Linked DNA regions of Homo sapiens: region 1 is linked to region 2. Evidence: chromatin contacts called from ENCODE Hi-C or POLR2A ChIA-PET data. All regions are on one chromosome and are shown on one strand. The core of a region is the stretch at or near the end of the contact, and the rest is flanking DNA. Distances in the headings are between cores, read along the strand shown.

Region 1 (5,745 bases), core at 438-2,937, 1.1 Mb before region 2:
AAGTATATAAGGGTGATTTTAAAGCTGAGAGGGAATGGATTAATAGGAACACAGCTTGGAACAAAGTAGGACTCAAGAGCAGGACATTAATGATCAGTCTTGCTCATTATTATTTGAGTCAGGGGCTCATCTTGACTGTAAATATCAGCCTATCTTCTTCACTTCTTGTTTCTCTTTTTACCCCTTCCTGCATCTGGTAGTTTGGATGATTTAGATCCAGTCAACAGGACTGGAAGCAAGAGAAAAGGTCCAATGCAATGAGACTGAGGGGGGAGTTTTTTGTCAGTTTTTTGTTTCCTTTCTTTTTTCATATGGAATGTTATTGGTGGCAACCTGGTGGTAAGCCATTCCAGAAGAATGGTAAAAGATAACCAAGTCAGTAATTGATAATTAGATTCTATACCTTCCACACCCCTAGTACAACCCTCCACCCACTTTTTCTTATCTCAGCACTCTAAAACTGGCAAGTTTCTTGACTCTGGTGTTGTTAAAACAAAGACAATTGCCAAGCATATCTGAAAAACATTTGAAAATGCTACCAGCTCTATCTCCAATTGGTATGCAGGGCGGGAGGGGAGATGAGAATTTTGGAGAATTTAATTCTTAGTGAAAATCACTGTTTTGTAACTGAACATGGTTCTATTAAACAGCAATTACCCGTTCTGTTCCATCAAAGCAATGTCCTTAGATTTTTTTTTCCCTTACCAGACATATTGTACACTTTTCTATAGAGAAAGCAGAGAAAGAACAACGTTTTGTCAACTTCCTTTGTTGTCTTACTCATTTTGGATCAAGAAGAAGTAAAATGGCAAAACAGACGCCTTGCCCCCTCTGAGGTTCGAACTCAGGACCTTCAGATTATGAGACTGACGCGCTGCCTACTGCGCTAAGGAGGCAACTGTCTCTCCCGCTTAACCAACGGCTCTACCAAGATGATTATGAGGCATTTTAATAAGGTTTTACGTTCTCTGAATTACAGTGTTTCAAAATAAGGCGTAACTATGATTCAATTCACTTCTAAAACACTTTGGATGACAAAACTACGTAGTACAAGGCAGGGGCCAATTCCTAAACCAACCTCGTTCTCCCACAGACCTTCCTAAGGAAACTTTAAGGGCTGCGAAGGCAATTGAGTCTGGACTTTGCGAAAGGCCTTCCTGTACGGGGCCCTGGATTTCTCATCTCATTTCTGGGCCAGGAACGAGGAGTCTTTCCCTCTATGATTAGGGCTTTCGTAGATGTACCGCCTCTGAAACGAAGACAAGACAAATAATAATGAGTTCACTCTTTTCCTCCCTTGTGAAGTTCCGTGGAGACACTCGGTCCCCTGAAGTGGATGAAGGGCGAGGGGAGGAGGTCTCAGGATTTTTCCTCGCTTTTCTTAGAAGCAACAGGCTCAAACCAAACGGTTGGCCTTGCTTACTCCTGAAGTCGAGAGGCTTACTCCCTGGAATCCAAGTGGATGTGGAGCCCATGGCGTCCTCTGGCGCTCTCGGTCTCTTCGACCCCTTTTTACTGTGTTGATGATAAATGGGGCAGGATTCCCCTCCTGCACCACCTGCAGCATCCTGTCCAGGATCCATCTGGGAGCTGAGAAGAAGCAAAGTGTCAGGGATCGGGGGTTCTCGGGCTATGCTGAGAAGCAAGGAATGCTGAAGAAGGGGCCTGAGGGAAGGGCTTATGGTGATGTGGGAATGGGAATGAAAGGACTGGAAAGGGGCGACAGTCACTTGGGTGAAACTGAAAGCGGCGACGCACCCTGTGGGTGGTAGCGTGGCCGAGCGGTCTAAGGCGCTGGATTAAGGCTCCAGTCTCTTCGGGGGCGTGGGTTCGAATCCCACCGCTGCCAGTGTGAGGTATTTTTTTTTTCCCCCTCGTCATTCTGACCCAGTAAAGTTCCATTTTCAAGCCTTGTGTGGGCAGTTCTCACAGCTTCCTAAGTGAGACAGGTTCCTCTTCTGTTTTCCTAGGGGCCACAGATAACACCCATATGTACAGTCCCACAAACGGTGCCCAAATGTTTCTCGATTTAGGGGCTCAGACATCTCGTCCCCTAGTTATTCCCTTCAGTGGCCTTCATGTGTTTTCATTCACTTTGCGAAATTTGTGAACCAACCAAGGGCAATCCTAAGGAAAAAGTACAACCTTCTTAACTCCAGACTCAAGAATAAATAAGCCACGCACGCTCATCTGCCCTATTTTCCATTGTCTTCTCCAAGGGATAAATGTGCTAAGGCTGAAAAAACAAACGAACCAACAAAAGAAACAGTCACCAGACACCTAGAGCCTTTCCCGCTTCACCTATCCTCAGAGAGCAGTTTAAGGTCCTTAGTTGAACACAGTTGAAGAGTTAGCTTTTGAGATTCTGTTATCTTCTTAAACAGTAAACATTTTTTTCTTTTTTTTTTTTAAGAAATAAGGTGGAGGCTCATAGAATAGAAAGAATAACACCTGTTTTAGGGAAGAAGGACTTGATCCGTTATTTACCTGGATCTGGGGTAGTTTAGACCATCTTTTAAGGCTAGGAGACTCGAGGAGATAGAATGGAGAGTTTTTGTGTGCAGGGAGGTGGGTAGATGCTTAGGAGCACTTTACAGTCGCCTAGGCAGAAGTCTTCTAATTTCACTGCTTCCTTCCTCACCTTCCAAAAGATGTATCCAATACATACTAATTGAGCAGATATTTTGTAACAGGCACCTTGCTTGAAAGGATGAATGCCAGCAAATGATTCCAGGGTTCCTTAGCAATTTAGTCTTGAGAGACTAGAGAGGCACATTAAGCATAGTTGACAAATAATTAATATTAAGATTGACTAAAGTAGTAATTTATATCTGAGTATTTCTTCCAGACACGCTACGTATATATGTGGTCTATTTGTTATATGTTGTTCTCACAATTACTAGATAAATAACCATGTTATCTTAATAAAGTTAAGATTTGAAAAAATGAATTACTACATCCAGCACTATAACATCCTAGTTTGGTCATCCATACTAAAGGACACCTATATGTTGGGTCATCTGGACGCTAAGATGTCCACCTGGGAGCTGGGACCTGGAAAGGCAAAAGAAGATAGGAGGAGGAGGAGAAATAATTATTCCCTTTTGAACTTGTAAAATTTAGCCTAGCAAGTGAAGGCAAAAAAGAAGTCTAAAGTCTCCCAAAAGTCTAAGCTGGGCTGTCCCACTGAGTATTCATTCATTCATTCATTCATTCATTCACTCATCCTTTCATTTATGCATTCATGCAACAAGCATTGGTTGAGCTTCTACAAAGTAGCAGACCGTGGGCTATCAAAGACTACTGAGACTCAGCCCTGCACTTAAGGCATTTTGGAGGAATGCGGGAGACAGATTTTAAAAATTTAAGCCCATGGTTACAACTGAGGGGCAGTGCCAAGATACTCGGAGGTTGTTCTAGAGGCATCTGTAGGTATCGTACAATGAATAAATAAGACTGTAGAAAGTAGATAGTATATTTTTTCTTTTCTCTCTTTTCTCCCTTTCAAACCGTGAGACTAAAATTCAATTCACCTTTTCGTGGGCTGGAAACGAAAGAAAATAAAAATCTCCAGGAATAACCATATTCCCAGATCAGTATACTGCCCTGCCCCGAAGGATGGAAAGAAATCTGGGAGAAAGGCGCGGTGGAAACAGTGTGTGAGCCCTACCCCTCCCATCCCTGCGTTTGGCCATCCAAAACAAAAAAACTGCCCCTGCAAAATTACTTTAAATCAATTAGTAAGTAGAAGACAAGAGAGACCCCAGGTGGATCGAGTATCCATTTTTTGTTAAGTAGGGTTCCATGGTGTAATGGTTAGCACTCTGGACTCTGAATCCAGCGATCCGAGTTCAAATCTCGGTGGAACCTTTCATTTCTCTCCTTTTGCCTTGTTTCCGATAACCTTGAGCGTGAACCTTGCTGCTTTCAATTTCAGTTTCATCACTTTTATTTTTGATGGTTTCTGGCCGTGAGGAAAAACATGTAATCTGCGGTCCCAATAACCTATGAGCTCAGGGCCAGTATGTAATGATGGAGTCTGTATACATGTCTTTCTATTCCTACCTAGTCTAGTTTCCTCCCAGTACGCCTCTGGGTGAGTGCTCATGTGGTAAATGAATGCGCCTTTTAACGAACTGACCAAAGCGGGGCAAAACGTGATTCACTACTAAACAGCGAACAAGACTGAAAAGCAAGGGGGCAGACCTCATTGAGAGTGTATCATTTTAGTTAGAATAAAAAAAGTTGAGGTAGAAAGAATGAAAACACAGAAATGGCTGAGAAAGTAGAGTAAAAGGAGAATAAGATAGTTGTGTCAGAAGTGGGATTCGAACCCACGCCTCCATTGGAGACCAGAATCCTCAACACGAGGAAGCCAAGCTTGAGTCTGGCGCCTTAGACCACTCGGCCATCCTGACACCTGGGACACTTACCATCGCAAATTAATATAATCTTCGATTGTAATGAATGCGTAACCAGCGTTAAGTCATTACTACGTTCGCGATTTAATGAAAGAAATGGAAAAGGAAATTCCTACAAGTGAACAAAACGTTCTATTTAAATGGAATCAGGAACCGTGACTCAGCTTGCGAGGCTCTCCTACCAATTCAGGCTAGAATTCAGCGTTTCTCGCCCTTCGCCCCCTTCTTACACTTCCCTGCACGCCCCGGGTACAGGGGCGCGAGCATCCTAACAACCCAGCCGCGACTCTGCCTTGAACAAGAAAGAACACATAGCATGACAAGAAAAAACACATATCCATGACAAGAAAGAACACATAGCACGGGGGCTGTTCCCGAGATGCTGCTTAGCAAACTAATCAAAGAGCTCAGCAGGGAAGAAATGAGCGAGGCAATGTAGACCTGAAGCGAAGCAGGAGAGTTAGCGGAGAGTGGGGGATGAGAGCGGTTCAGGGGTCTTGAACATGAAAAATGACTGTCGATGTGAGTAACAGGAGTTGACTTGGTCAGGAGTTGAAAGAGGGTGAAGTGCAGGGGTGCTAAACCAGAGTAGCATGAAGGAAGTGTCAGCACTGAGCCGAAATCCCCAGATCTCTTCCCTCACCACATTCCCAGAACTAGTCAAACAGGCTCATCTCCCCTCCCCCTACCTCTCCCAGGAGGTTGAAGGAGTATGTCAAGGGAAACTGGGATAAAGTTTTCCAGAGATAAAGAAAGACAGATGAGATATCCAAGTCAATTTACAAGGAAAAAATAAAAATTAAAACAACGACAAACACTGGTATTTGAGGATCTCCCAAAGAAATGGCTGGGTCTCCATAGAATCCCCAAAGACTCTGCAGTCTACAGGCTTGGAGCAGGTCCACAGAGCTTCCAGAATCAGGTGTTTAGTGCCTTACTTAAAATATGTACGACAACCAAGGATAATCAGGTGGTTGTGAAAATATTTCTACAATAAGACAAGGACGAATACAAACAGAAGGGGGCAGGAAGAACCTAAGAGGAAACAAATACAATGCAGGAAGTTGGATTTTTTAAAAATTATAATTAATCCTCGGGAAAGTAAGAGAAGATACTGCACTCATGAAACAAAAAGGAGGGGAGTTCTTAAAATTATTAATAATATTATGATGGCTGGATTTTTAAAAATTTCTTTTTTTTTTTTCTTGAGACGGGGTTTGGCGCTTGTTGCCCAGGCTGGAGTGCAATGATGCAATCTCGGCTCACCACAACCTCTGCCTTCCAGGTTCAAGAGATTCTTCTGCCTCCAGAGTAGCTGGGATTA
Region 2 (6,351 bases), core at 2,758-5,257:
TTCTCCACACAGATTTTAGCCACCGCACACACAATATTCTTCTAGACATCTTCTTCCCTGCTGACAATTCCAGGTTATTCAAGTAGTCCCTGATGGCCCAAACTTCATATAGACATATAGATGCAGAAATATAGACATCTATCTATATTCTCTGTATGTTTAATAAGGAGTCACTTCACTATTCTTTATTCTGGCCTGGAGAATGTGTTTAGGTATCTTAATCCTTCCAAATCCCCTTCTCACTTTCTCTTCTGGATTTTAACTACAGATTCCTCCATTCCATAAAACAAACCAATATCAGAATTTCCTGCTGATTATCTGTATTAATGGAGAGGCTCAAAGGCACCTGTGCTATGAAAAGTTGTGATGAAAAAACTCAAATGTATGATGAATTTACTGTTCTCAAGTATTTTGGTGTGAAATGGTGGGAGGAGAGGAGATACATAAATGCAAAAAGTATAATCTCTGTTCTAACAGAGAGAGGAGTATACACACATACACATACATAACATATATACAAAATACATATATACATACACACACACAGCCTCCAGAGAGATGTTACAAAGATTTTGTGGGAAGTTAAGTAGAGATTATAAGAGCTAGAGGAGCTAAAGGAAGACAGAGCTCAGCTAGGCTCTAATAGAGAGGGCTTCAGAGAGTGAGACTTGTGTGAACTTTGGAGGATAAGTTAGGATTTAGATAGATGGAGAAGCAGGGAGAAAGAACATTTAATTAAATGGATTTCATGAAGTCTGAATTGTATCAATTCTGTGCCAAATGCAGATTCAATACATCAAATAATGTAAAGAAACCAACTGTAATGAAGCACCATCAAGATCCTCCAAGCACTTCCTGGGAATCAGGATTTTTGGTCTAGGGTCTTTAGTCTACAGATTGAGAAGCAAGGGTACCTGGAGATTGGTTGCTGACTCTTAATTTTAGCCAAATCTTGAGCTTTCTGAATCCATGGGCCTTCTTAATGCTCTCTGTGAATCTTCTTTTTCTCTTCCTTAAGAGAGGAGAAGGAATGAATAATATTTAGAAAATGAATAATATTTACAGGAACACTATTAAGTTTGAGTTTCTCACCTGTAAGTTTTCCTTTATGACAAACTATGTGATGCTTGTAACTTGTTTTTACACAGGGGGTTTTTTCCTATTATATTTTCCAGTATAGTATTTGATACATAAGTTTAATACATGTAACATATATTTAAAGTGTAAATCAGGCTGGGCATGGTGGCTCATGCCTGTAATACTAGCACTTTGGGAGGCCGAGGAGGGTGGATCATGAGGTCAGGAGTTCAAGACCAGCCTGGCCAACATGGTGAAACCCCATCTCTACTAAAGATACAAAAAATTAGCTGGGTGTGGTGGCGGGCTCCTGTAAACCCAGCTACTCGGGAGGCTGAGGCAGGAGAATTGCTTAAACCTGGGAGGCGAGGGTTGTAATGAGCCGAGATCGCGCCATTGCACTCCAGCCTGGGCGAAACGGTGAGACTCTATCTCAAAAAAATAAAAATAAAAATAAAGTTTAAATCAAATTATATCAAAACCCATGATAAAACATCTAACCCAAAACTGGAATATTGACGACAACTTGTATTTACCTCTGTGTTTTTCCCCATCCCATGTCTTGCCTTTATCGCTAAGATAGCCAGTGCCAGGTATTTTAAAAACTCTCTTAAAAGTTTTCATTATCACGCACTTGTGTATACTTATTCTGTATAAGCGCTTCTATATACACTTCAACAATGTATAATTTGGTTTTATTTTCATTTTATTTATTTATTTATTTATTTATTTATTTATTTATTTATTTATTTATTTTAAGAGGTAGGGTCTCACCATACTGCCCAGGCTGGTCTTGAACTCCTGAGCTTAAGCAAACCTCCCATCTCAGCCTCCCAAAGTGCTAGGATTACAGGCATGAGCCACCATGCCCAGCCATGGTTTTACTTCTGAGTTTAAAAAAAATGTTATTATATATGAACCTTCTGAGACTTACATTTCTAAAATTCAACCAGGTACTGTGTGTACCTCAATAAATGCATTATTTTGACCATGAACATGTAGTTGCCTCTAGTATTTTTATCTATTAAAAATGGCATTTTTTCCATTCTCATATGTCTCCTGTTGCATGTGTGCAAAATATTCTTTCATGTAAACAGCTAGGAATCGAATGGTTGGGTCACTGGAGTACACTTACTGGATAAAAAATATTATCAAAAACCTTCAGCAAATACAATTTGATGTGGAAGAGTTCCCACACTGATTCTTGGCAAAGACCAAAATACTTTTAAATATGCCACTCCTAAGTGTTTAAAATGAAGACACTCATTTTGATTTCCTGAGTTGGGGGTGGGGGAAAACAATGGAGAACAGCCCTTCTCCTCCTCTATTTTTTTTTCTTTTAACATTTCTTCCAATTACTAGAGATACAGTAAACGCAAGTGACACAGACAAGAAAACATGGAGCAGACCCTAACAGAAAAAGTAGGGAATAGAAACTATGTTCATAAATAGGAATTCCACACAAGAGAATTATGGGAATGAGTAAGACAGCAAGATTCCTCCAAAAAACCTGCACTGCCAAGAATTTTCCCAACTAGAACACTCACCAGAGAAAACGGTGGCCAAGTTTCAAACTGCCCTCGCAGTGTCGGGATTGGCCATTGACATCAACTCAGCCCGATTGACGTGTACGGTGCTGTAAACTGGGTTCAAACTTTTTTCTACTGCCTTTCTATCTTAATATTTAGCAAATCCAAACTGGGGACAAGGGAGGAGAAACAGCACCACTCTCAAAACAAACAAGTCGATTTGTACGTTTGTGTGTGTGCCAACTGCTTCATTACTAAAGTACACATGAAGTTTAGGGACAGAGCGCCGGAAGCACTGTGGATATTTTACCAGTGACACTTAAGTATTATATTTTCTTTGGGGTCAACAGGAACTGAATTTTCCCTTTACTAGGTTTGTCTGATGATAAACCTCATCCTTCTTCAGATATAAAATTGTCTCAAGCGTTGCTGCAACATGCAGTACACTGCAGTGCTAATTAATTTCTTTTCTTTTTCTTTCTTTTTTGAGACAGAGTTTCGCTCTTACTGCCCAGGCTGGGGTGCAATGGCCCGATCTCGGCTCACTGCAACCTCCATCTGCCGGGTTCAAGCGATTCTCCTGCCTCAGCTTCCCGGGTAGCTGGGATTACAGGCGTCCGCCACCACGCCCAGCTATTTTTTTGTACTTTTAGTAGAGACGGGTTTCACCATGTTGGCTAGGCTCGTCTCGAACTTCTAACCTCAGGTGAGCCACCCGCTTCGGTTTCCCGAACCGGGATTAGAGGCTTGAGCCAAAATTAGTTTCTAACAAGGCTAAAGGAATCTTGGAAATCGTCTTTGTAGCAAGTAAGAAATACCTGCTGTAAGAACAGTGAGTGCCAGTTCTCTTTGGGAAGACTGAGTGGCTCTGAAAAGAGCCTTTGGGGTGTGGGCCGAGACTGACCGAACGTTCCGCGGTGGGCGGGCTCACTTGGAACTGGTGTACTTGGTGACGGCCTTGGTGCCCTCCGACACCGCGTGCTTGGCCAGCTCCCCTGGCAGCAGCAGGCGCACGGCCGTCTGGATCTCCCTGGAGGTGATGGTCGAGCGCTTGTTGTAATGCGCCAGGCGGGAAGCCTCGCCGGCGATGCGCTCGAAGATGTCATTGACGAAGGAGTTCATGATGCCCATGGCCTTGGACGAGATACCGGTGTCGGGGTGGACCTGCTTCAGCACCTTGTACACGTACACGGAGTAGCTCTCCTTGCGGCTGCGCTTGCGCTTCTTGCCGTCCTTCTTCTGGGCCTTTGTCACTGCCTTCTTGGAGCCTTTCTTCGGGGCAGGAGCGGACTTTGAGGGCTCGGGCATGACTGGGAGTAACTGCCGGAAAATTGGAGGAAAAAAACAGGAAGACGGTAGCTCTGTCAACCTACCGCTTATTCACTGCTTCTTAACGCAAGTGGGGTAGAGAATGAAGTTGTGCGTTTAACCAGTGGTGAGTCCTGGAAACGTATATTAACTTTGTCCAATCAAAATAAGTGTTTTTCAAAACCGCAATCCCATTGGTTAAAGCGAAACTGTAATGTTAGCCAATAGCACAGCTTAGTTTTCGTGCCTCTGTTGACTATAAGTAGCGGAGCTTTAGCGTTACGTCAGTCTCAGGAACGTTACTGATTGAATTTTTTACGTCATGTCGGGACGTGGCAAGCAGGGCGGCAAAGCTCGCGCCAAGGCTAAGACCCGTTCTTCAAGGGCGGGTCTTCAGTTCCCAGTGGGCCGAGTGCACCGACTGCTCCGCAAGGGCAACTACGCTGAGCGGGTCGGTGCCGGAGCGCCGGTGTACCTGGCGGCGGTGTTGGAGTACCTAACCGCCGAGATCCTGGAACTGGCTGGCAACGCGGCCCGCGACAACAAGAAGACCCGCATCATCCCGCGCCACTTGCAGCTGGCCATCCGCAACGACGAGGAGCTCAACAAGCTGCTTGGTAAAGTGACCATCGCCCAGGGTGGTGTCCTGCCCAATATCCAGGCCGTGCTGCTGCCTAAGAAAACTGAGAGCCACCACAAGGCCAAGGGCAAGTAGCGGGGCTGGAGCAGTTCATTACTCATACCTCGGTCCAAACCAAAAAGGTTCTTTTCAGAGCCACCTACTTTTTCACCAAGTAGAGCTGTGTTCAGTTTTATCTGATAGTCGAGTCATTTTGCAATGGCACTGGAATGCTGTATGGAGATGAAGCAAAACTAAACGGCTTTTACACCACATTGTTTTGAGATAGAAAGTAGACATTGAAATGTTTACGGTACATCAAGAAATTTAGGCGCGGCAGCTCGCGCCTGCAATACAGCTGAAACAATAAGAAAAGTGAGGCAAGAGAATAACAAAGGGAGCTGAAAGTTAGAGGGCAGAATAAGTAAAAGCAAAGGGCAGAAGTAAGGTAGATGGGCGGGTGAACAAGAAGCGAGATAACAAGCAGTGAACCTTTTGCAGCCGAAACAAAAGAGATAATGTGAGCAAGGACCTCGTGGCCGGCAAGATCTGGAACAAACCAGTTTAAGAGGCAGCTCTTCAGAGATGGGCATGCGTATTAGAGAGGAAAAGTATCCTTAACAAAAGCCCGTATGATAATCAGCTACTTAAGGTTCATGCATATGGGCTACATATCATGCATATATTTAAGATTATAAGATAGAGGCACAAGCCACAGAGGACAAAGTAAGCAACAAACCTATCAATAAAAGGGCAGATGCTGGCTATAGATTAGGCAGCACTGGGAACAGAAAACATACACACACGCACGCACACACATAAAATGACTCAAACTACAGCAAGCTGACGCTGATCTCACCTCGCAGAGGTCAGTCCGCTCTCTCCCACCCCCGAGAGTGTAATACTCTGTTTACTAAACTTTTGCTGCTTTGCTTTGCTATCTGTGTGTGTGTCGTCCAATTTCTACCGGGCACCAAGAGCCTGGAACTGTTTGGCACCATCCGGTAAACAGAACCGCTTTGGGAAGCCGAGGCGGAAGGACCGCTAGAGCCTTGGAGTTCGAAGCCAGCCTGATCTTTACAAAAGTAAAATAACTAACCGTGCCTGGCGTCTCATAGCCTGTAGTCCTAGCTACTCGGGAGGCTGAGACCAGAAGGATCACTTGAGCCCAGGAGTTCGAGGCTGCAATGAGCTATGATTGCACCACTGCAGTCCAGCTTGTGTGACAGAGCAAGAGTGTTTCAAATGAACCTAGTGTCAGATATTTACTTTCTGTATTACAGAGGACTGAAAGCTAGCTAAATAATACTTTTCAGTGTACCTGGGTTCCAGAGATAAAATTGGTAAACTAACCTTTGCTCCTTACTTGGGCTTTTAGTTTATACTTCATAAGACCATGGAAGCAAAATTTAGGTATCTGACCCTTCTGCACAATTTAGGACCCCGTGTGTGTTTGGCCTACCTATTCGAGTTCAATTGAATCTTTCTGAGCATCTATGGTGTGCCAGGCACTCTCCTAAATGGGAATACAATATTAATCCAGATACATAAAGTCTCTATCCAAAAGGAGCTTCAAGTTGGCTTGGGCAAAGAATACATGTCATAATGGACTGTTTATATAAATGATGGGAAAGGGTTGGGGTTAGGGTGTGAGATTACTTTAGAACGTGTTATTTAAAAACAGTATGAATGAAGGACATTGTAAGTCAGGTTTTTTATTATATCATGGTCATATACTCCTGTTCCTGTCAGTTTTTCCTGCTTCCTTTCTTTCACCAAGATCACTCCTTTCCTTCTCAGATCACCAAGTCCTCCTAG

Evidence for each region. A loop is a pair of places that touch in the nucleus more often than their neighbours do. ChIA-PET counts read pairs that join two places held with the same protein, here RNA polymerase II (POLR2A). Pooled maps may share reads with other maps.
Region 1: a map of breast epithelium shows a loop between it and region 2 (14-fold over the local background). The contact joins the promoter of LINC01556 here to the promoter of H2BC15 in region 2. A Hi-C loop is called at or near these places in 1 of 168 maps with a recorded cell type or tissue (breast epithelium) and 6 of 50 pooled maps. POLR2A ChIA-PET finds 5 or more read pairs at or near these places in 2 of 52 experiments (activated CD4-positive, alpha-beta T cell and naive thymus-derived CD4-positive, alpha-beta T cell).

Annotation. Positions count from the first base shown.
Region 1 is chr6:28,939,726-28,945,470 of GRCh38, reverse strand. It overlaps LINC01556 (long intergenic non-protein coding RNA 1556), which reads right to left and starts at 1,687. Exons shown (of 1, transcript NR_103538.1): 1 at 933-1,687. TRL-AAG2-2 (tRNA-Leu (anticodon AAG) 2-2) reads left to right here and starts at 1,768; the gene lies at 1,768-1,849. TRM-CAT3-1 (tRNA-Met (anticodon CAT) 3-1) reads right to left here and starts at 896; the gene lies at 824-896. TRL-CAA1-2 (tRNA-Leu (anticodon CAA) 1-2) reads right to left here and starts at 4,418; the gene lies at 4,314-4,418. It also overlaps TRQ-CTG1-3. RefSeq lists enhancers at 3,503-4,072, 4,644-5,213.
Region 2 is chr6:27,836,225-27,842,575 of GRCh38, reverse strand. H2BC15 (H2B clustered histone 15) reads right to left here and starts at 4,007. Exons shown (of 1, transcript NM_003520.4): 1 at 3,466-4,007. The coding sequence starts at 3,914. The coding sequence ends at 3,534. It overlaps H2AC15 (H2A clustered histone 15), which reads left to right and starts at 4,201. Exons shown (of 1, transcript NM_003510.3): 1 at 4,201-4,696. The coding sequence starts at 4,237. The coding sequence ends at 4,629. RefSeq lists enhancers at 2,726-2,925, 3,756-3,965, 4,296-4,385, 4,456-4,565, 4,836-4,885 and 3 more.